Regions from separate parts of the Homo sapiens genome. Here region 1 is linked to region 2. Evidence: chromatin loops called from intact Hi-C (ENCODE). Cell type or tissue: PC-3. All regions are shown on one strand. Each heading gives the region's core, and the rest is flanking DNA. Links, peaks and the distances in the headings are about the cores only. Region 1 has its middle 11 kb from the start of COL8A1. Region 2 holds the start of LOC105374005 (a long non-coding RNA gene).

Region 1 (11,405 bases), core at 2,192-10,191, 75 kb before region 2:
CACAAATCTCTGGTTTCTGAAAATTTTCCCTATTGTGCCAGATTTACTTGATGTCTGAACACATTAGCTTGATTTCCTAAGAAACTCTCTACTCTTACTGTAAACAGTTCCTTTTCCCCAGTGCTGTACCCCTTTATTTAATTAGGAAAAATTTGATCACCCTTTTTGCTATAGACTAAATTACTGTAGCTCTTTCTAGTTTTCCAAACTATTAGACTTTTATTACGGTCTCTGAACCCTTTTTCCAGCTTTCACTCTCCCTATTACCAATGTCAACTAAAGCCACTTCAACCTTTTTTAATTCCTTAAGAAATTTAATTGTTGAGATTCTCTCATGGGGGCAGAGCAAGGGAGGGAGAGCAATGTAGCCCAAGTATTTTTTTTCCCACTCAAGGAGAGAAAACTAAAAAGCCTTCCAGGGCAGTAGAAATAAAATTCACTCCCGCTATGTGCTATCTTGAACCCTAGCTACCATACGACAATTGTCTTGATCCTAGACTTCCCTGATGAATAATTATCTCTGCTTTATCTTCTATCTTCTGCTCCTTCTACTCATGGTTTAGTCTCTTATGTTCTTATTATTTACCTCATGTTCGATTTTAGTAAATCCAGTATTTTCTGCTCGGAGTTATCATATCTTATACAGCCTGAGATTTTTCATGATATGAAAACTCTGATTTGAAAGGCAAAAATGAAAGTCTGAGATGAGAGATCTAACAGGTGTGCTGGCCTGGGACTGGCATGTCCTATTCCCAGATCACTTCCCATGTTGCCTCCAGAGTCATCACCGTAAACCTGGCAAAAATTATGTGATACCCTTGTTCAAACCCTGTTGATGGCATCACACCATTCACAAAAAACCCTAAATTTGTGTTTGGCATTCAAAGCCCCTTTCCAAGGTTCAGGCCCAGTCTTTATGTCCGGTCTGATTTACATAATTTATGCTTCAGTCAGGGGAAACAATCTGCTTTTCAAAATGTTATTAACTTCTCAGCTCCTGCATGGTCGCTAATGGAGCTCCTGCTGCTGGGTCCACCTACAGACACATGCTCAAATCCTTTATTACTTCCATGCCACCTTCAGGAAATGCTTCCTGGTTAGTTTTCTGAACTGCCCAGGAAAATTGGTACTTCTCTTATGCAATTTTTTATAGTCTACCTTGTCTTATACATATGCTAACCTCTTTTCTTTGCAATTTTACTGCTCTTTCCTTGAGAGCCTAACCCTTTTTCCTGACACTAAGCCTAGCATAGAGTAAGGTGGTCAATATGAATCTGTGGATTGCAGAGATTAAAAAATAATTAAATACTCTCTTATCTTTCCCCATTCCCAGCCCCCTTTACCCCATTTGGCTCAAAACAAAACAAAACAAAAACAAACATTTAGAGTTTCCTGGTACATTTCTTGCAGGGTCATAGAAATGAGTTCTGAAGATCAATATGACTGGCTTCCCATTTTTGAGGATTTTAAACAGTCTGGTAGGGGAGAGAGGAAGAGAAATAGATAATTTCCCTTCACTGAGGTAGATTCTATGGGCAAGATAAGTATGGGGCTGTATAGGAGATCTAATGGAGTCTACTCATTGGAGGGAGCTTTGAGGTGGTTACTGAGAATGCCAGGTGTAAGACAGAGAATATCTTTAAGTAACACACAGAAAAGAAAAGCTTGGTTCATCTCTGTGCTTTTTGGGGATGAAAAGACAATGATATGCTTTATATATTTTGGTTGAATATCGGGAGGGTCTGGCTGCCTGTTGGCCAGGAAACTAACTCTTCTTGCCAGGTGAGTCAGTCAAGGTGGGAGGGTTATTTGAACAGATGTGTTTCAACATTGCTTTGAAATATAAAGGGTCAGAATATACTCTTTTGTAAATACCACTGCACACTAAGAGTTTTGCCTGACTGACTGAGCAAAAGTTGCACCTAATGCTGAATGCACTTGAGAACTGGAGCACTTATTTTTGGACCCTCTATGATGGCTTGACACCCTCATGGTGACTAGTTCCCATTTATTTCCCTTAAAGACAAATAATCTTCTAAGATATCCTTAGCGAGTCTCTGTGACATTGAGGGGGAAAATTTAGAGCCCCATATACCTTGGCTTCTATATTATTTATGAATTTATTCCCTAAGTGTGGACATATAATGGTTGGCCCTTGTCATTTCGGCTTAGAACCACCATATGGTTTTGTGAGCACATTGAGCGTGCCAATACCAGATCTCTTCATTTCTGGCAGCTGGTTTGTTTTCCTAGAAGGAAAGTCAAACTCCTGGAGTTTCATTTTATGTATAAGGAAATAGGTAAGTCTCTTTGCCAGAACATCACAGCTATTGCACATGACTAAATGAATTTTAGATCACTAGGTAAGGGAGTGGGAAGAGAAATGACCTGTTAAGAAATGAGACTTAAATTCTTGTGCAAAAAAAGTTGTCAGATCCCATGAAGCTCTGTAAGTTGTAGCTCATAGTTTTGGCCTTCTTGGATTTTACAGAAGGAATTTGTGTCATTCTGTCTTGGTTTCATTTTATTTTTCTTAGTCTCATTTCTTCTGTTTTCTAATTTCCTTATTCTCTTACATTTTCAATTGATCCTTTCTGCATGTTGCATTCTTTCTGGAACACTTCATTTATATGTCTTTATTAGACTTTCTGTGCTGTATTTATTATCATAGGGTATAGAGTTTTTTTTGTTTTGTTTTGTTTTGTTTTTTAGACAGGTTCTCCCGGTGTCACCCAGGCTATAGTGCAGTGGTGAAATCTCATCTCACTGTGACCTCCACCTCCTAGGCTCAGGCAATCCTCACATCTCAGCCTCCCAAGTTGCTGGGACCACAGGCACGTGCCACCACTCCCAGCTATTTTTTTTTTTTGTATTTTTAGTAGAGATGGGGTTTCACTATGTTGCCCAGGCTGATCTCGAACTCTTGGGATCAAGCAATCCTCCCAACTCGGCCTCCCAAAGTGTTGGGATTGCAGACATGTGCCACCAAGCCTGACTTATCACAGAGTTTTAGGAGGGTATTGGGATCTCATCTGGCCACATGGCAAAGGAAGGACACTGTTCAGGATCAGATGGGCATCTTCATTCCCCACTCTCTCTGTAGCTGGGCCAGGAGGGTTTCTCACAGCTGGTGACATTTATCAACATAACTTATGTTTATATCTGAACAAATGCCTATTAACTATTATTTTAATTTTTGTTATCTTGTGCTTCCTTCTACCTTCTAGAACATATATTTCTCAAATAGAGGGGTCCAAAAGACTGCGGGCTCCTTGAAAGCAGGAAATGCTGTGTTATGCAAAGCCCTAGTATAGGGCTAACCTGTTCATAAACATGTATTGATTTATTTTCATTTTGAGACGAGGGCTATATACGTCTTTAAAATCCATGAATATATTTTCCTTTGATTTTTTCTCTTTGTGACAAAAATACTACAGGCACATGTAAATGATAGGCATTTGGGATATTGTTTTTAGGTCCCAAACTTGGATTTTAATTTTTGAAGAGGATGCCAGTATCAGTGGTTTTCTCATAAATTAAGAATCCCACCTTGCATGCTGCTAGTATAGGCAAGAATTTGGGGTTTCATGAAGGGAAGGAGTTGGCCTATTATGATAAGCATTTGATTCAGTTGAACATTTCATTCTATGTTCCTTCTAAATAATAATGATTCTCTGTGGAACTCTAATGCCTTGGAATATTAACAGATGTTATGTAGCAAAAAATATTTCTAATCCATTTATGTCTTAGAAATTCTGCATTATTAAAATTAAACATAGTTCTTTATTGTAAGGCTATTCTAATCCTTGAATGGCTAATGTCCTTTTCAAATTTCAAAAGTTAAATGTCATATATAGGGTTTTCTGAGGTTATTTGACTGCAAAACCAACCCCACACTCTGCCTGCCATCCGAGGGGCTTCTCACGGAACTAATGCTCTGTGGGCCTTAAATGAGGGAGACTGTAAAAAAAATGGCTACAATGGGAGGCCAAGGACGGTGGATCACGAGGTCAGAAGATCGAGACCATCCTGGCTAACATGGTGAAACCCTGTCTACTAAAAATACAAAAAATTAGCTGGGAGTGGTGGTGGGCGCCTGTAGTCCCAGCTACTCAGGAGGCTGAGGCAGGAGAATCACTTGAACCTGGGAGGCAGGGGTTGCAGTGAGCCGAGATCATGCCATTGCACTCCAGCCTGGTGACAAAGCGAGACTCTGTCTCAAAAAAAAAAAAAAAAAAAAGAAAAAAAAAAGGCTACACTTCCACCACTGGTGCTACCACCAATACCAACATCACCACTCTCTCTTAAATACAGAAAGGCCTTGAGGCTTTTCAAAGAAATTCCATATGTATCATCTCATTCCATTTTCATTGGCTATGATTAGTATAGGGCAAGTAGTATTTTAAAACTTGGTAGATGAGAAATGAGACACATTATATCAATAGTCGTGACTTAGTATGTCAAAAAATTTAATGAGTTTCAGTGATCTGTGTAAAGAGAACACAGATCCATGACCGAGTAATTCTTATATAGAGTTTTTCTGTTTTTTATTTTGTAAACATTTTTCTCCATTTCAGCACTCTGTCCAGAGGAAGTGTTTTTAATGTGTGTAGTGATTTCTGCATGATTTCAGATACTGTCCCATATGGACAGAAATATGCTTCAGACTCAGCATTAACATGCCAAATGCATTTATTTGCCTGTGTAAAACAGATTAATTCAATGTTAGATCATAATGGAATTAGGAGAAAAAGAGTCCTTATTGAAAACCAGCCAAAACATCTCATTTATAGCAGAGAATTTGGTACAGATTTATTAGAAATTCTGCATATAGGCAACTCATTTTGAATGGTTTGAAAACTTTCCTCCGCCCCCACTTTTTATATGGGAAAGGAGTGAGTGGTACCAAACAGATTCATTTCCTGATGTCCTTGAATGACACAGATTTATATAAAGTTGTTAGGTGCAGAAATAAAAATAACCAAAGTAAAAAAAAAATAAATAAGATATATAGAAATCTTCAACTGTAAACACTGACCTTTAAGCAATTGCAGGCTGAGAGGCTTCAAGGGTGTTGTAGCATCTGCCCTGACACCAGGAAGAGACAGGACAGTGTGGTGGGATGCTGAAGTGCCGCTCTAAGACAGAGGCTCTGACATTGTACAGATATCCTCTTTCCCCCTGCTGGAGGATCAGTGTCAATTTGGCTGAAATGTTTACCTAATGATTAATGCCAGCTAGCGGGCCAAGGGGTCATCTTGGAGCACTGAACTATTCAAGACTCAGGAGACATAGCTGGAGAAACAAGACTGAGACTTGATCTGTTAGGAAGAGCTGAGAGTCAAATATCAGTGTCTTCTCCATTACATCTTCAGTGCCTACCATGGTGCTTGGAACACAAAATAGTGTTCAATAAATATGTGTGGAAAATATGAGTGATGGACACAATGACAGTGGTACTAAGTCTGATGGGGACAGGCAGGATGGAAATTGGGGTGTAGTGTTGAGTCAGCGAGAGCATCAAGGGTGAAGAGATAAAACCTCATGGTGCCAGGTTCTGGATTAAAAATGACATAGTGGTTGGAAACAGGAAAAGGAGAAAACCAAGAATGTGTAGAGTATATGACTCAAGCTGTCCTTATTAAAGGAGAAGCAGATTGGTAGTAAATTTCACATATACACCCTCATGGTTGTATGTCATACGTATTGTATACTGGCAAATTCTTGTTAACCTTTTAATAGTATAGAATCAGTTCTTCTTGACTAGTCTTTATAAAAATCTGAATTATGCAAAACTTTTAAGGAGTTGGCAAAGAAGTAGGAAGACCCAATGGGGATTTCAAATCTGGTTTCATCTCCTATCTGGAGAAACTAGGTAAGCCCCACACTCATACACAAATACACAGTAAACAGGATGTATTGGGTAGCAAAGAGGGTCAGCACATGTTGTAAGTTTAACTAGAGACAATCTACATTATCAGGATAATCAACGTGGAGATGTGGAATAACCCATATTTCAAGTGACAGTCTGAATGGATTTTTTCTGGTCCTTGTTTATCATTGTTTGTCAAATCCCTAGAGTAAGCTTCAACAAGCAAGAGGTTTAAGACTTGTGTCGTTCTTATTAACTTTCACATTGCATTAGCAGTGGTTAAAGCTCTGGTTTCTATTTATGCCATGGTTCTGTTTTTAGCAAATTTGACTTGTGGCAGTTTGCCCATTATTGACATGTTGGTTTAAAGCAAATTGGCAATAGAGAATGAGTGGCTTGATTTTCAAGAGATGAGAATGTAAATGTAAATGTCTGAGTTATCATGGGACTGATCATGCACACACTTCACTTGTCACCATCTCATTAAGTCAATTTCAAAAAAAAAAAAAAAAAAAGAATTGCCAGACTTCTTAGCGTGCATATCTATTGTCCATATATGGGAATCATTAGACTATGTAAATGTTGCCTTTTTGTACTCATCTGTTCTTCATGTTCACTGGGTGGAGTTATTCAGTAATATAAATATAAGTCACAGACAAAAGTCCTAGACAAAGAGTTCTTTGGGCTGGGGAATAACATATGATTTAAAAAAATGTGTTTGTTGCTTCCATATGAGTTTTTGTTTATGTTCTGGATTATAGCCATTGCCACCATTGTGCAAAAGCCAGAATGAAATTTAATCGGGTGTTGCTCATAGGAGTTGAGATTTATTATAGTTTTCAGTTTTCACTACATCTTACTGAGTCAATGAATCCAAAGGCAGCATACCTCCACTGCAGAGGTCTAAGGCAGGCACTTTCAAAACGATTGTTTCATAATTCTTTAAAATTATTTCAGTCTCTTTGTTAAGTTTGTCTGACAGAATTCCGAATTCCTTCTCTGTGTTATCTTGAATTTCTTTGAGTTTCCTCAAAACAGCTATTTTGAATTCTCTGTTTGAAAGGTCACATTATCTCTGTTTCTCCAGGAGTGATCCCTGGTGCCTTACTTAGTTCATTTGATGAAGTCATGTTTCCCTGGATGGCCCTGATACTTGTAGATGGTTCATCTGTGTCTGGGCATTGAAGACTTGGGTGTTTATTGTAGTCTTGTCAGTCTGGATTTGTTTGTACCTGTCCTTCTTGGGAAGGCTTTCCAGATATTCAAAGGAACTTGGATGTTGTGATCTAAGCTGTATCTGCTTTAGTGGCCACCCCATGTTCAGTGACACTGGTTCTTTCAGACTCATAAACGTACTTACCCTGATGGTATTGGGCATGATCCGGGAGGATTCTCTTAATCACCAGGAAGAATCTTTTGCTCTCTTCTCCTACTTTCTCCCAAACAAACAGAGTCTGTCTGTTCTGAGCCACCTAGTGCTGGGGGGTGGAGTGACACAAGTATCCCTGTGGCCACCACCACTGTGACTGCCCTGGGTCAAACCATAAACCAGCACAGTGCTGGGCTTGCCTAAGGCCTGCTGTAACCACTTCCTAGCTACTGCCTATGTTTTCTCAAGGCTCTGGGGCTCTACAATCAGCAAGTGGCAAAGCCAGCCATGCCTTTGTCCTTCACTTCAGGGTGGTGAGGTCCTCCAGGCCCCAGGTAAGTCCAGAGGTGCTGTCTGGGAGCCAGGGACTCCCAGAAGTCTACCTAGTGTTCTATTGTACTGCAGTTGAGTTGACATCGAACCACAAAATACAGTCCTTCCCACTCTTCCCTCCCCTTTCTAAAGGCAGAGGAGCCTCACCCTGTGGCCACTGCCACCACAGGCCCACAGGGAGTACCGCCAGACTACTGCTGATGTTTCCTTGAGGCCCAAGGACTCTTCAGTCAGCTTGTGGTGAATGCTGCTTGCCCTGGGACTCACCCTTCAGGGCAGTGGGCTCCTCTCTGGCCCAGAGAAGGTCCAGAAATACTGTCCAAAAGCCAAGTCCTGGAATCAGGGACCCCAAGAAACTTCTTGACACCTTACCCCACTGTGGCTGAGCTGGTACCTAAGATGCAAGACAAAGTCCCCTTTACTTTTCCCTCTGCTTTTCTTAAGTGGAAGGAGCCTCACCCTACAGCCACCATAGCTGACAATGTGCTGAGTCTTACCTGAAACTAGCAAGTCTCAGAGTCTTACCTGAAACTAGCAAGTCTCAGAGTCTTACCCAAAGTCCTGACATAGTACCTGAGTTTCACTGCTGATTATTCAGGGCCAAAGGGCACTTCAGTTGGCAGGTGATGAATCCTGCCAGGATTGGGTCCTTCCCTTCAAGGCAGCAGGTTCCCTTCTGGCCTGGGATGTGTCTAGAAATGTTGTCTGGAGCTAGGGCCTCATGAATCTGATTGGTGCCCTATCCTGCTGTGGCTGAGCTAGTAACCAAGAGGCAAGACAAAGTCCTCCCCACTCTTCCCTCTCCTTTCCTCAAGAGGAAGGAAGGGGCCTTTTTTGGAGTCTTGAGCTGTACAGCCTGGGGTTGGGGAGGGATGATGCCAGCACTTCCTTAGCCAGCCTGGCTGGTGTCGCAGTGGGTCATGTCCTCCCTGGCCCCCCTACAACCCACCAGCCAGGTCCACTGACTCTGGGCCCAGTTCAGCACTAGGTTTTGCCTAGGACTTGCAGTCCTTGTGGCCTAGACTGCCTTTCAAGTTTAGGACTCCAGGGCACTGTAGCCCATGGTGGCAAAGCTTGCAGGAACTCAAGTTCCAACCACTGGGATCTGGATTCCTTTCTAGCTAGGGCTGGTTTAAATGCTCCTCCTGTGGGCAGTTGCCGGCTGAATTTGGTCTGGTTTTGTGTTCTGCTATAATAAGGTGGCACTGAGTTCAATGCCTCACAGTTGCTGTGATCTCCCTCTCTGTGCCAAACCACCACTGCCAGGTGCGGGAACAGAGGGGTGGGTGTCAGCAATTTAAGACTGATTTTCCTACCTCTTCAGCGCCTTTTACAGCAATATGAAGTTAAAACCAGGCACCGCGAGTGCTCACCCTATCTTTGGTTCTTATGAAGGTGCTTTTTTTTTTTTTTTTTTTTTTTTTTTTTGGTGTAGATAGTTGTTAAATTGGTGTCCTGGGTGGGGATGGGAGCAATTTGTAGTGCCTTCTATTCCACTGTCTTGCTCCATCCCAAGTCTCCTGTTTCATAATTAAAACATGGTCTTATCCATTCAGATTTATTCACAGATAAAAATGCATTTAAAAATGATCTTACTCTCCTAATTAAAAGTTCCCTCAATCCTTTTTTATGTCTAGTTTCCCTATGTCTAGTTTTTGGTTTCCTGCAAAACATCTGGCCGATGATCCTTTTCTAAGTGTATAATTCATACAATTATTTTACATTTCTCTAGCTTATATCTATTTGACAGTGTATTCCCTTCATCTATGTAAAATAAATTAAATTCTGAAAGAAGTGCCACTTTCAGAACTCAGTTAAGAAATTCCATCCTTCGCTCTTCCATGTTTTTTTTAGTATCTAGCCTTGTACCTCTCCTAGCTGCTTCATTGACTGTTAAAGTTTCTAAAAATCCTTTCCCCTTTTCTGCCTTCTGTATCCAGACTGTTGTTCAGTCCTGTTTATTTGATTGACATCTCACTCATCAATTCATTCATTCAGCTTGCACTTATTGAGGCAAAGGAATAGTCAGTCTCAGGGCACCATGGGCACTGCTGTCTATAATATTCCATTCCCCATTACTGGCAGAGTTCAGGCCAGTGAATCACTTCTCATTTAGACCACTGAACTTGCCCTTTACGGGCCTTAAGACAAGAGCCATTGTACACAGGTCTGACCCACAGTAGTTCAGAATACATTAGAACTGAGCATTCCCCTGTCCAGTACCATACTTTTGTTTCTTGATATTTTGAGTGTGTTCCTCATTCCTAATGCTTGGCTATGATGGCAGGCAGAATAATGGCCTCCTAAGGGTGGCCACATCCTAACCCTTAGATCCCTTGATACATATGTTACCTTTGCAGATGAGATTGAGTTATAAGTCTTAAAGTGGGAGTTTATCTGGGATTCTCCAGATGGACACAATCTCATCACCATTATCCCTTCAAAATATTTCCACTCCACCCCATTCTTAGCTGTAGTCAAAGAAGTTGTCAAAAATGAAGACGGTCAGAGAGATTCCGCCTTGCTGACTTTAAAGATGGAGAAAAGGTTCCATGAGCCAAGTAATGCAGGTGGCCTTAAGAAACTAGAAGAGGCAAGGAAATGGATTACTCCCTAGAGTCTTGAGAAATACAGCTTTGTTGATGCCTTCATTTTAGCCAGTGAGATGCATGTCAGACTGCTAATTTACAGCCCTGTAAGATAATGTTTATGTTGTTTTAAGCCACCAAGCTTGTAATAATTTGATATAGCAGCAAGAGAAAACTAATACAACTTTCCTCCTAGCCATGGGCTTTAAGCAGCTTCCTGATTGGTTATGGCATTTCCTGCCTAGTGGCCTCTCTGTTTTGACCTCATTATCTACTTTCAACCCTGTCGCTTGGATCTCAAAATGAAGACATCATCCATGCCTCAATATCTGATATTAACTGAGAATTTTTTTGTTTTTTGTTTCTTTCCTGACACATTTCTTTGGGCTTACCAACCTAATTGTTTTTTTCCATCTGTAGTACCTTCCTCCTGCAATATATCTTCTAGACTAGTCTGGATTTCAAGGGTTTGTATTATCTGACCTCCAGTTCTCTTTCTGATTTTATCTCCTCTAGCTCCTCATGGCCTAGCATGTTCTAGTTAAATTGTACTGCTCACCATTTTCACATACAACTTGTCCTTTGGAGATTTGGATGTCAGGGAAGGCTAGGTTTTGCTGTAGAAACAGAAACAACAATATATCCATGTGGGTCAACTGAGGACTCATGTACCTGACGAAGCAGCTACCATCTCAGCAGTTGCTGGTCACTGTGCAGTGGAAAAGAGAGAAGTGCATGAAGTCAGCAATTATACTTGGCCTGGAAGAAACATCTGTCCCTTTGGTTCTCAACCCACTATTCAAAGCAAGTCATATGGCCCCACCCAAGAGGACTATGGAGTATAAGTGTATCATTATGTGGAAGATAGCACTGCCATCAGTCTATAACCTGCTGTAAGAAGCATTGGGGAATAGCTTCACATCTACCAAGTCTGTCCACAGGTTTACTCTCCTGTAAAGAGGCTTCCTGGGGTATACCTGGTTTTGAAATGGTTAATATTACTGTGTCTTCATCTTACGTGTCCTATGTATAATGAGCATTTTAAGGGAGATAACATGTTTGTTCATTCAATCACCACAATCACGCATTGAAGTCCTACTGAATGCAAAGTAGCTTTGAGTGCTTTGGAGACTGTAATGATGAACCTGAATGCTGCAGGGTTACAGTGTCCACTAGGTGTAGGCAAGGGCTTTGGGAAAATGCTCTCCTCAACTTTGGTGGTCATGAAGGAGGTGGTCAGGAA
Region 2 (11,405 bases), core at 2,331-10,330:
TTAAGTTCTTTGAGAAATCTCCAAACTGCTTTCCACAGGGACTGAACTAAATAGTGGGAGTTTACATTCCCACTAACAATTTGTAAGCATGTCCTTTTCTCCACAGCCTCACCAGCATTTGTTATTTAATAATCACCACTCTTGACTGGTGTGAGGTGATATCACATTGTGGTTTCGATTGGCATTTCTCTGATGATTAGTGATGTTGTTGAGTAATTTTTCATGTTTGTTGGCCATATACATGTCTTCTTTTGAGAAGTGTCTGTTCATGTCCTTTGCTCATTTATTATTGGATTTTTTGGGTTTTGCTTGTGGATTAGTTTAAATTCTGTATAGATTCTGGATATAAGAACTTTGTCAGGTGCATAGTTTGTAAATATTTTCTCCGATTGTGTAGGCTGTCTGTTTACTCTATTGGTAATATCTTCTGCTGTGCAGAAGCTGTTTAGTTTAATTAGGTTCCATTTGTCTATTTTTGTTTTTGTTGCAATTGTTTTTGGAAAGAGTCATAAATTATTTGCCAAAACCTATGTCAAAAAGGGTATTCCTGGGTTTTCTTCTAGGATTTTTATAGTTTTGGGTTTTACATTTAAATCTTTAATACATCTTGAGTAATTTTTGTATATGGGGAGAGGTAGCAGTCCAGTTTCATTCTTCTGCATATGGCTAGCCTGTTATTCCAACACCATTTATTGAACAGGGGGTCCTTTCCTTATTGGTTACTTTTGTTGATTTTGTCAAAGATCAGATGGTTGTAGGTGTGCAGGTTTATTTGTGGGTTCTCTATTCTGTTCCACTGGTCTACATGTCTTTTTTTTTTTTCTAGTACCATAGTGTTTTGATTACTGTGGCCTTGTAGTATAGTTTGAAGTCAGGCAATGTGATGCCTCAGACTTTGTTCTTTTTGCTTAGAATTGCTTTGGCTCTGTTTTCATTCCCAACTAATTTTAGAATAGGTTTTTCTAATTTGTGAAAAATGATATTGGTATTTTTATAGGGATAGTGTTGAATCTGAAAATTGCACTGGGCAATATGGCCATTTTAATTTTATTAATTCTTCCAGTCCATGAGCATGGAATATTTTTCCATTTTATTTGTGTCATCTCTGATTTCTTTCAGTAGTGTTTTGTAGTTCTCATTGTAGAGATCTTTCACCCCTTTGTTAGAGAAATTCTTAGATATTTAATTTTCCTTTTTTCTTCTCTTGTTGCTTAGGCTGGAGTGCAATGGCACGATCTTGGCTCACTGCAACTTCACTGGCTATAGACAGGCAAAACTCAATAGCTTTGTTGACTATGCTAACAGTAATGATCTAAGTTTTTACCCTAGATGCAACTAAAAGCCACTAAAAGGATATAAGGTAGGGGATAGGAAAATAAAATAACAGTTACACTTTTTTTTTTTCTTGAGATGAAGTCTTGCTCTGTCACCCAGGCTGGAATGCAGTGGTGTGATCTTGGCTCACTGCAACATCTGCCTCCCGGGTTCAAGCGATTCTCCTGCCTCGGCTCCCCGAGTAGCTAGGATTACAGGCACCCACCATCACGCCCGGCTAATTTTTGTATTTTTAGTAGAGATGGGGTTTCACCATGTTGGTCAGGCTGGTCTCGAACTCCTGACCTCAGGAGATCCACCCGTCTCAGCCTCCCAAAGTGCTGGGATTACATGCGTGAGCCACCGCGACCAGCCAGTATTTATTTTTTGTGGCTGTTGAAAATGCGATTGTGTTCTTGATTTGGTTCTCAGCTAGAACACTATTGATGTATAAAAATATTACTGATTTTTGTACATTTATTTTGTATCCTGAAACTTTGTGTCATTTATCAGTTCCAGAAGCCTTTTGGCAGTGTCTTTAGGGTTTTCTATGTATTGAGTCATAACATTGGCAAAAAGAGACAGTTTGACTTCTTTTCCAATTTTGCTCTGGCTAGGACTTCCTTTTTTTTTTTTTTTTTTTTTTGTTTTTGAGATGGAGTCTTACTCTGTCACCTAGGTTGGAGTGCAGTGGCACAATCTTGGCTCACTGCAACCTCCACCTCCCGGGTTCAAGCAATTCTCCTGCCTCAGCCTCCGGAGTAGCTGGGATTCGAGCATGAGCCACCATGCCCAGCTAATTTTTGTGTTTTTAGTACAGATGGGATTCTGCCATGTTGGCCAGATTGGTATCAAACTCCTGACCTCAGGTGATCTGCATGCCTCTGCCTCCCAAAGTACTGGGATTACAGGCATAAGCCACCACACCTGGCCATGGCTAGGACTTCTATTACATTGTTGAATAGAAGTGGTGAGAGTGGACATCTTTGTCTTGTTCCAGTTCTCAAGGGGAGGATTCCAGCTTTTGCTCATTCAGCATGATGTTGGCTGTGGGTTTGCCATAGATGGCTCTTAATATTTTGAGGTATGTTCCTTTGATGCTAGTCTGTTGAGGGTTTTTTGTCATGAGGGATATTGGATTTTATTGAAGGCTTTTTCTGCACCTACTCTAATGATTGTATGGTTTTTGGTTTTAATTCTTTCATGTGGTAAATCACATTTATTGATTTGCATATGTTGAACCGATCTTGCATCCCAGAAATAAAGCCTTCTTCATTAAGATGAATTAACTTTTTGACGTGCTGCTGAATTTTGTTTGCTAGTATTTTGTTAAGGATGTTTATGTCCATGTTCATCAAGGATATTGGCCTGAAGTTTTCTTGGTTCATTGTGTCTCTTCCAGATTTTGATATCAGGCTGATGCTGGCTTCAAAGAATGAGTTAGGGACAAGCCCCTCCTCGATTTTTCAGTAGGATTGGTATCATTTGCTATTTCTATGTGTGGTAGAATTTGGCTGTGAATCCATCTGGTTCAGGGCTCTTTTTGGTTGATAGGTTTCTTATTACTGATTCCATTTTTACACTTATTATTTGTCTCTTTCCACTTTCCTCCTGATTCAATCTTGGGAGTTTGTGTATTTCCAGAAATTTATGAATTCCTCTAGATTTTCTAATTTGTGTGCATAGAGATGTTTATAATAGTCTCTGAGGATCTTTTATATTTCTGTGGGATCAGTTGTAATATCATCTTTTTCATTTCTGATTGTGCTTATTTGGATCGTCTCTGTTAATCAAGCTAATGATCTATCAATTTTGCTTATTTTTTCAAAGAACGAACTCCTGATTTTATTGATCTTTTTAATGGACTTTTGGGTCTCAATTTCATTTAGTTCTTTTCTGATTTTAGTTATTTCCTTTCTTCTACTAGCTTTGCAGCTGGATTTGAAGTAGGTAGAAATTGTCTAAAACAACTCCTGCCTCTTTTTTCTTAATTTTTTTTTTCTTATTTGGAGCCCACCTCTCCCCCTTATATGTGCACACCTGGCCCCACAGATGTTCCCCATTCTTTGGCCACTTAATGACTGCGTTTGATGTTTTCCGATGCTATTTCACTCTCTGCTGCTGCTACCTAGAGTATCTTGCCAGAAATCAATGTCCTACACATTTTCTCACTTTCTCCCTTTTCTTCATATCTCAGCTACTCTTTCCTTCCCATTGTTCTCAGTTGATGACCTTTTTGTTATTCAGTTTGTCTTCAAATGTTCGTGGGAAATGCATATTACAAAAAAACTATGCATGGATTTCAAAATTTTGTACCAAAATAAACTTGTACTAACTTATTGTAACATGACTGAATGGAATCTAGTTGAAGACACTAACAAGGATAAGAAATCAATTTAAAAAGAGCTCCTGTCAGTGTAACACGAATCCTGCTAAAATTGAAGTCAGAACAACAAATTTATGGTGAAGCTTGCATAAAAGAATGATGAAATTATTGATGCTTTATGAAAAGTTTATGGGGGAAAACCCCCAAAGAAATCAGCAGTTTAAAAATGGATATCTCATTTTGAGAAAGGATGAGACAATGTTGGAGATGAAGCCCACGGTGGCAAACCAACCCCATCAATTTGTGAGGAAAAAAATTAATCTCATTTGCACAAATTGAAGAGGATTGATGATTAACAGCAGAAACAATTTTCAACACCATAGCCATCTCAGCTGGCCCAGCTTACACAATTCTGATGGAAAAATTAAAGTTGAGTAAACTTTGTACTCAACTAGGGTCAAAATCATTACACCCAGATCAGCTGCAGATAAGAGCGAAGCTTTTGATGGAAATTTTAAAGCAGTGAGATTAAGATCCTGAAGAAGTTCTCTGAAGTATTGTTAACAGGAGGTTGAAAGTGGCTTCACTAATATGATCCTGAATACAAAGTACAATCAAAGCAATGGCTACTAAGCAGTGGAATTGGTCCAGTCAAAGCAAAAATGGACCAGTCAAGAACCAAGTTCATGGAATCAGTTTTTTGGGGATGCTTAAGATATTTTGCTTGTTGACTTTCTGGAATGCCAAAGAATGATAACATTATTAAAGTGTTTTGAGAATGTTAGTCAAAGCTTTGCAGAAAAATGCCTCGGAAAGCTTCACCAGAGAGTCCTTCTCCTCCATGAAAGTGCTCCTGCTCATTCCTCTCATCAAAGAACAATTTTGGGATTTAAATGGGGCACAATTAACATCCTAATTTGCCTCTTCTAACTTCTTTTTGTTTCCCAATCTTAAAAAATCTGTAAAAGGTGCCCATTTTCTTTTCAGTGAATACTGTAAAAAAGTCTCCAGTGACATGGTTAAATTCCCAAGACCCTCAGTTCTTTAGCGATAGACCATGGCTGATTTCATTGGTTACAAAAGCATCTTGAACTTGATGGGGCTTATGGTAAGAAATACTTCATAGTTTTTATCTTTCAATTCCATGTCCATGGGCTTTTTGAAGTTCCCTATCACTGGAGAAAAAGAAGCAAGTAGAAAAGGACTTTCTTTTCTACCACTAAATAATATCTGTACCAGTATATTGTACCTTTAGTCCCTTTCAGATATACTGTGTCTACTCTTTTCTACTGTTAAGTCCTCCACTTGTGCACTGGATCTTGTTTTCTGTTGTCTAACCTAGATTTTTCTCTTGCCCATTTCTTTCCAACATGAATTCCTTCAGTTCTACTGGATCTTCCTATCAGCATGTAAACATGCTGTAATGTCTTGCACTTAAAAAAAAAAAAAGCCCATAAAACCCTCCTTTGATCTCCTTGTTATTTTCCAGCTGTTTCTCCATTTCTTTACTCCCTTTATATGAGGCAAAATTTCTGCAAAGATTGCCTGTTATTGTCTCCCTTTTTTTTTCTTTCATTTCCTCTTGAACTCACTCAGTGAGGTTTGTCCTCATCATGCCATGAAAACTGAATACCAGTGCTCTAGGTGTTCCCAAATTCTGTGGTCAATTCTCAGTCTTTATCTTGACCTTTTGGGAGCAACTAAAAGTGTTTATCACTCCTTTTTAAAATGCACTTTCACACTTGGCTTCTAGCACACCACAATTTTTGGTGTTTCTTTTTTTCAGGCTTCTTCATCTGTATTATTTTGTGTTAATCAAAAATCCTTTGTTGGTCCTTTCATTACTGACCTGTAAATGTTGGAATGACAAGAGTTTCTTGGACTTTATCAATTTCCCATCACACTTATTCTTTGGGTCATCTTATTATGTTCAATGATTTTAAACACTATCCACTTATGTCTCCAATCTTAATCTCTCCTCTGAGCTCCAGACATCTTAATTCAACTTCTTACTCAATATTTTCATTTTAAAGACAAGTATATAGCTCAAATGTAACATGATCAGAATTCTTAATTTCTCCCACTGACCTGAGAAGTCAATGCTATTCACCTGGTGGGCTTAGACTATAAACCTAGGAGTCAATCTTAAGTTCTTTCTTACAAAATATTCACATTTAATCTTGAAACTGTTCTTGTCACTTCTACTTTCAAAACATACTTCCACCCAAAAATTTCTTATTGTTTTTACTGCTATTATCCTCGTCCAAGCCACTATCAACTTTCTCCTTAGCTCCATCTCTCAGGTGTCCATTTGTTCAGCAAAGACTTAGAAGGTGCTTGTAATGTATCAGGCACTATTCTTGGTGCTAATTTTGCAACAATGAGTAAGTCAAATAAAAGCCCCTTCTCTCAAGAACTTAACTTCTGCTTTAGGGAGATGCTTCCTCATTGGCCTCTTGGATCTCCTCTTATTCTTTCCCCCATTCTTCACATAACAGCCAGAATAATCTTATAAAAAGCTGAATAAGGTCATTGTTTCCCTGCTGAAAGCCCTCTAGTGGCCTCTCTGCCCTCCTCTTCACTCCTCCTCACCTTCATTTATTCCATGACAGCCATACAAAAACACGCTAAGCTCATTCCAGCTTCCTGGACTTTGCACATATTGTTCTCTCAGTGAGACAGTTCTTCCCACATTGCTTGTGTGGCTTGCACCCTTACTTCATTCAGAGTCTGCTTAAATATCACTTGGAGACAGTTCCTTTGATTAACCCTCACCTCTCTCTCTTTTTTTAGACACAAGATCTTGTTCTATCACCCAGGCTGGAGTACACTGGAGCTATCATAGCTCATTGCAGCCTCAAATTCCCAATTTGAGTGATGCTCTCAGCTCAGCTTCCTGAGTAGCTGGCATTACAGGTTCCTGCCACTCCACCTGCCTAATTTTTTATTTATAGAGATGGGATCTTGCTATGTTGCTCAGGCAGGTCTCAAACTTCTGACCTCAAGCAATTCTCCCACTTCAGTCTCCCAAAGTGCTGGGATTACAGACATGAGCCACCATGCCCAGGCTGATTAATCTCTTTTGTATAGCATCCCCTCATCATTCTCTATCCTTTGACCTTCATTTATTCTCCTTGCAGCATTTACCCACCTGACATGATACTATCTATTTGTTGATCTAAATTTTGTTCATCTCTTCCACAAGAATGTAAACTAATTGAGGTAGAACTTTTATCTGTCTTGTTGCTTGTTCTTTGTCCAGAACTCAGAATATAGCTTGCCATATGGTGGACAATGAATTGATGAATGAAAAAAAAATCAATGTCATAATGGGGAAAAAGCTTACTAAACTTGGAATCAAGAGGGATCAAGACAACTGGGTTCTAATCCTGGTTCCCTCATTGACTAATTATGAATCATTTGACTTTCTTGGATCTCAGTTTCTGTACAATGAGAAGTTTGGATTGTGAACTTTTAAGACCCCAATTCCACCATTCTCAAATTCTGTGTGTGTGATGTTTTCACTTAGAGACCATCTCTATGTCTCAACCCTAGGCCCAAACAGGATTTATGGCATTTTTTTTTCTAGAGCTCTTGGGAAATAAGCACAGGACTTTTCTTCCCTCTATATCCTGTCAAGGTTGAAATCCCCTCCAGGAGGGAAGTCACAATATTTGCACCTGCACAAACATTTCAGTGGAGAATCTCCCCAAGTTGCCTACTGAAAGGAAGAAGCCAGAGTTGTGAATTCCACATGGAAAGAGATTCAATTGTGCTTTGATCAGAAAGTTCATTACATTTGCTTCAGATTGCAATGCATATTCACTCAGGCCTGCAATCACTTACTCTGTGTTAGGCAGAAATCTTAGTGGAAAAAAAATAGCATGTGTGTACAACTCCATCTGTGTGAGTGCCTGCCAGAAACATTTATGAATCACTTGTCTCCTGATAGACAACTTGCCTTCTTAGTTTGCAACCATATTTCCCACAGATGTTGCCTTTGAATTAGCCATTGTCTCATTTAGTTTTGAATGTTTTCTCTGATTTCAGACTGTAATATGGGCAAATCCCACCTACCATAAAAGCTGGCAATACTTGCCTAATATTGAAGGAAGGAGACATTTAGAGCAAGCCAGGAAGCTGGAACACCGGATCAGGAACAGACACTTCTCCGCAAGTTTAGAGTTTGGTATTTCTCAAGTCCTGGCCTGAGGGATGTTTACTCTCAGGTTATACAAAGTCCCAGCTTGGGTTCTGGAAAAATTGAACTGACAACTTTGCCTGAAAGAAGTTTCTTGCTAACTCCTAGGTACATCTTGATTTTATTAGACCATGGCTATTATTGTGAGGTTTATTCAGAGCAATGAAGATGTCACTCACCGTGTCAAATTCATAGGTATGGTGGCCTTTATTACCTGGCAACATGCATTTTGTTATACATCAAATCCATGTAGGGCCATATTATCTGGATCTCAGATGTTACTGAGAAATGTTGTAAGGTAAATAGATTTTTTGGGGAATATCTTGGACTTAGCACACTTTACTTAATAGAAATATATTTATTGTCTTCACTTTTAAGTTACTCTGCCACTTTGCCATTCAACCTCTATTGGCTCTTTATTAACTTCAATTAGATTTTTCCTTCTCTTTTCCTTTAGAGATAAAATTAAATAAAAATAAAAACTTCTAAAGCAAACTCTATTCCTTTATAAATACTGTCTAAACGTGCCAGTGGTGTGTCCAATTTTAGACACAAGAGCTTAAAGTTGAATGCAAATTTTGATTTTCTTTATAAATGAGATGATGAAAATCTATTGTGAAAAGGTTATGAGAAAAAAGCTTATCTTGTAATTGCAGCCAAGATCCAAGCCATTATTTAAGACGTGAAGCATTTGGCAACAAAGAGATTGTTGTCATTAAAAAGGAAGCCCAACGCATTATTCTTGGGCTGAGAAAAAATAATTTAGCTGTCATTGTTATTTAAGGAGTAACACCGGAAGATGGGAGACATTAAAATAAGCAGCTTTACCTCAAGAAGTGTAATATCTTCTTTTCCCTCTAAGATGCAGAGGTAGTTAATAAACATTTGATGATTGATTTAAACATATTAGAGAGAGATTCACTTGTTAGTATTTATCATCTAGCTAAATTGTATTTTTTTAATGTATACAACTGAGATGAAGCCAATAGAACTTTACCACAGTGGTTGTAAAGAGATAAGAAATTATTATTTCTCATTATACCATCAGCAGACTGAGGTCTGTAACTTGATACTTATGCAAAAGATTACTAAATTGGTAGCTATTCTTATAAAATATTCACTTTAGGAAAGAAGGTGAGAATGAGGCCACTGACGTCATCTTGGCTTGGTTTACTTAAGCCTGGGCAAAGAGGGAAAAGGGCACTGGAGATTTGCATAGGTAAGTATTTAGAAGGCACTATTGTTTTTAAAGGCTACAGAAATGTTCAATGTGCTTATCTTCAACTCCTCCCAAATAGTTCCTCCAAATGCCCCATCCCTCAGGGGTTATTGTGAATCACAGTCCAAAATAGTTTGGCTGTCTCTTTTTTCATTTGCTTCTAATGTGGTGTTCTCTCTCTTCTTGGTATGAGAGGAAAACAATGGACATCTCTCAAAGATGTTTTCAAATGGGTTTCTTAATCTAACATACTATCTCATAAATATACCTTTTCTTTGTCTATCATCATTGCCTTAACCTTGCATTGCACTTCTTTTTCCATTTTTGGGGGTGAGGAAAGAGATGGCACATTAAGCTTAGGCCATTAAGGAGAGATTAATGCAGGACTATTTTTGAGGGTGTGAGCAGCCTTAGTGGAAACCACCCAGGGAAGGTAGAGTACATTAATCTCATAGGTCTCTCATTCTCTTATCTCCTACTGGTGCTTCCCATTGACCACACCCAATTGAAAGCTCAAGGGGCTCCTTGATGCAGGTCAACCTTTGGAGCACAGAGCAGGGTGGAAAAGATTGATGTGTGTATAGAGGTGGACAAATAGAGGTTATTCAGTGCATGGATTACTTCTGGAAAGCTATCAGTTTCTTCCTTTCCTAGCACTCAATGGGCAGCTTTCTTATTCTGTCAGTTGGTGTCTTCAGCAATCCAAAACAAAAGCATAATTTTTAAAGTGAATTGGGAATTCACATTCAAAGGGAAGGGAAAATAATCCAGGATTCTACTGTATTTTTGCTTCCCATACATAGTCTTAACCAACTTAAGCAAAACATAGGAAAGTGAATCTGCTCAAATATGTAATCTTCCCTTGTAGTCCCAAGTGCAGTATAAATGAATATGGAATGATATGTTGTAAATTATTCCAGCCACGTGCAAGTAATTGAGAGCTCATCATAGTAAAATTTTTAGTTTTTCTTACTATAATTCTATTTAATTTAGAGTATTCCTCCCTTTTCTCTATTTTTATTCCTTCTCCAATCAGTTTTTTCAATCTGTACTTTCTTGTCTTATGCGCTTTTAAATACATACCCTACTTTTTTTCCCTGATGCTGATGAAACCATTATTGCAATTAGCTAAGATACCATCAGTAGTGTGTTGCTTTCACCCTCCTTCCAGAATAGGCAGTTATAAACTAGGTTCTTCAGAGTGAGAATTCTTGACCAAGGAAAATGTTTTAAAGATTGACTTTTTATATATTAACCTCTTCTCTTTCAAAACCTCTACCTTGTAGTAGGTTATGGAAAACTCCTTCATCTCATGGGGGATGTAAATTTTGCTTAAGTTTGTGAATGTCTCCTAGTCCTCATGCCATTTCTCCATCAGACTAATGGCATTCCTTCAGGTATCATCTAAATGCCATTTTTTTTTTCAGGGAAGGTGCCTGTAAGTCCCAAGACAAGGATAAATCTTCTGTTGTGAAACTACACTATAATTCATCTCTTATATCTGTCTTGGTCTGATTGTAAGCTTCAGAAGAGCAGAAACAACCAGTGTTCTGTCTACTTCCACATCTCCTGACACCAATCATGTAGTAGACACTGATTAAAGACTTACTGAGTGGAAATTGAATCTGACCTAGTTAAAGACCAACCAAGCTGCAACCAGGCTGGTTTGGAAGCTCAAGAGCTTTATCAGTCATGGTAGGCTACACCACACTGTCAGGCTTTTTAACAGAGACATTTTTTTTTGTTTTTTTTAACAAAAAGACATGGTTTGGTCAGTAGCAGGATTAAATGTAGAATTTTGCATTTAGCTGCAAATACAGTGGAATTGCAAGTTTATTGCAATTTACAAAATTCCAAAAGATATGGCAAATATTTTTGCCTATTGCATTTTTGTAAGTATTTATTTTGGGAAGAGGCTGAAAATTTAACCTTCTTTTCATGGTCTCTTTCTTGTCTTATTTATGTCTAAAAGAAACTGATATGAAATGAACTGGAAACTTTAGGATTCTCTTTGTTCTTTTTAAACTCTTATTAAAACAATATGGAGAGAACACTGAAATTGGTCTCATAAGCTCCAGATTCCAGTTCCCAATCAACCATGTTTTCTCTTCTATAAAACACAGACAATAATAATGCCAATTGCATAGAATTGTTGTGAAGATTAACTGAGATGATTCATATAAGACATTGAGTGCAGGGCCTAGCAAATAGTAAGTGCTCATTAAATGATGATGATGGTGATGATAATGGTGATGGATGCTAAATTACTTAATATATCTGAATACTTCCTGTTTAATCTACATCACAGTATTGGGAAGTCATGTAAAAATGAGAAAAAAATATAT

Evidence for each region. Hi-C counts contacts between places; a loop is a spot of excess contacts. Peaks named below come from ENCODE experiments on the same cell type or tissue, not always from the same donor. Only the 100,000 strongest peaks of a DNase experiment are listed, where the experiment ranks them.
Region 1: a loop joins it to region 2, with 5 times the contacts of the local background. A loop is called at or near these places in 11 of 110 quality-filtered maps.

What each region holds. Positions count from the first base shown.
Region 1 is chr3:99,621,418-99,632,822 of GRCh38, reverse strand. No RefSeq gene overlaps it. Among named protein-coding and RNA genes, the nearest start is that of COL8A1, 11 kb to the left of the region's middle. In PC-3, for the core only: a CTCF peak has its summit at 5,193 (motif pointing left); a DNase peak (open chromatin) is centred at 5,232; H3K27ac peaks cover 671 bases.
Region 2 is chr3:99,546,546-99,557,950 of GRCh38, reverse strand. The region is part of intron 1 of LOC105374007 (a long non-coding RNA gene); the gene reads left to right. It overlaps LOC105374005 (a long non-coding RNA gene), which reads left to right and starts at 9,984. Exons shown (of 5, transcript XR_007095985.1): 1 at 9,984-11,405. In PC-3, for the core only: a CTCF peak has its summit at 6,212 (motif pointing left); no DNase peak of the experiment used is centred there.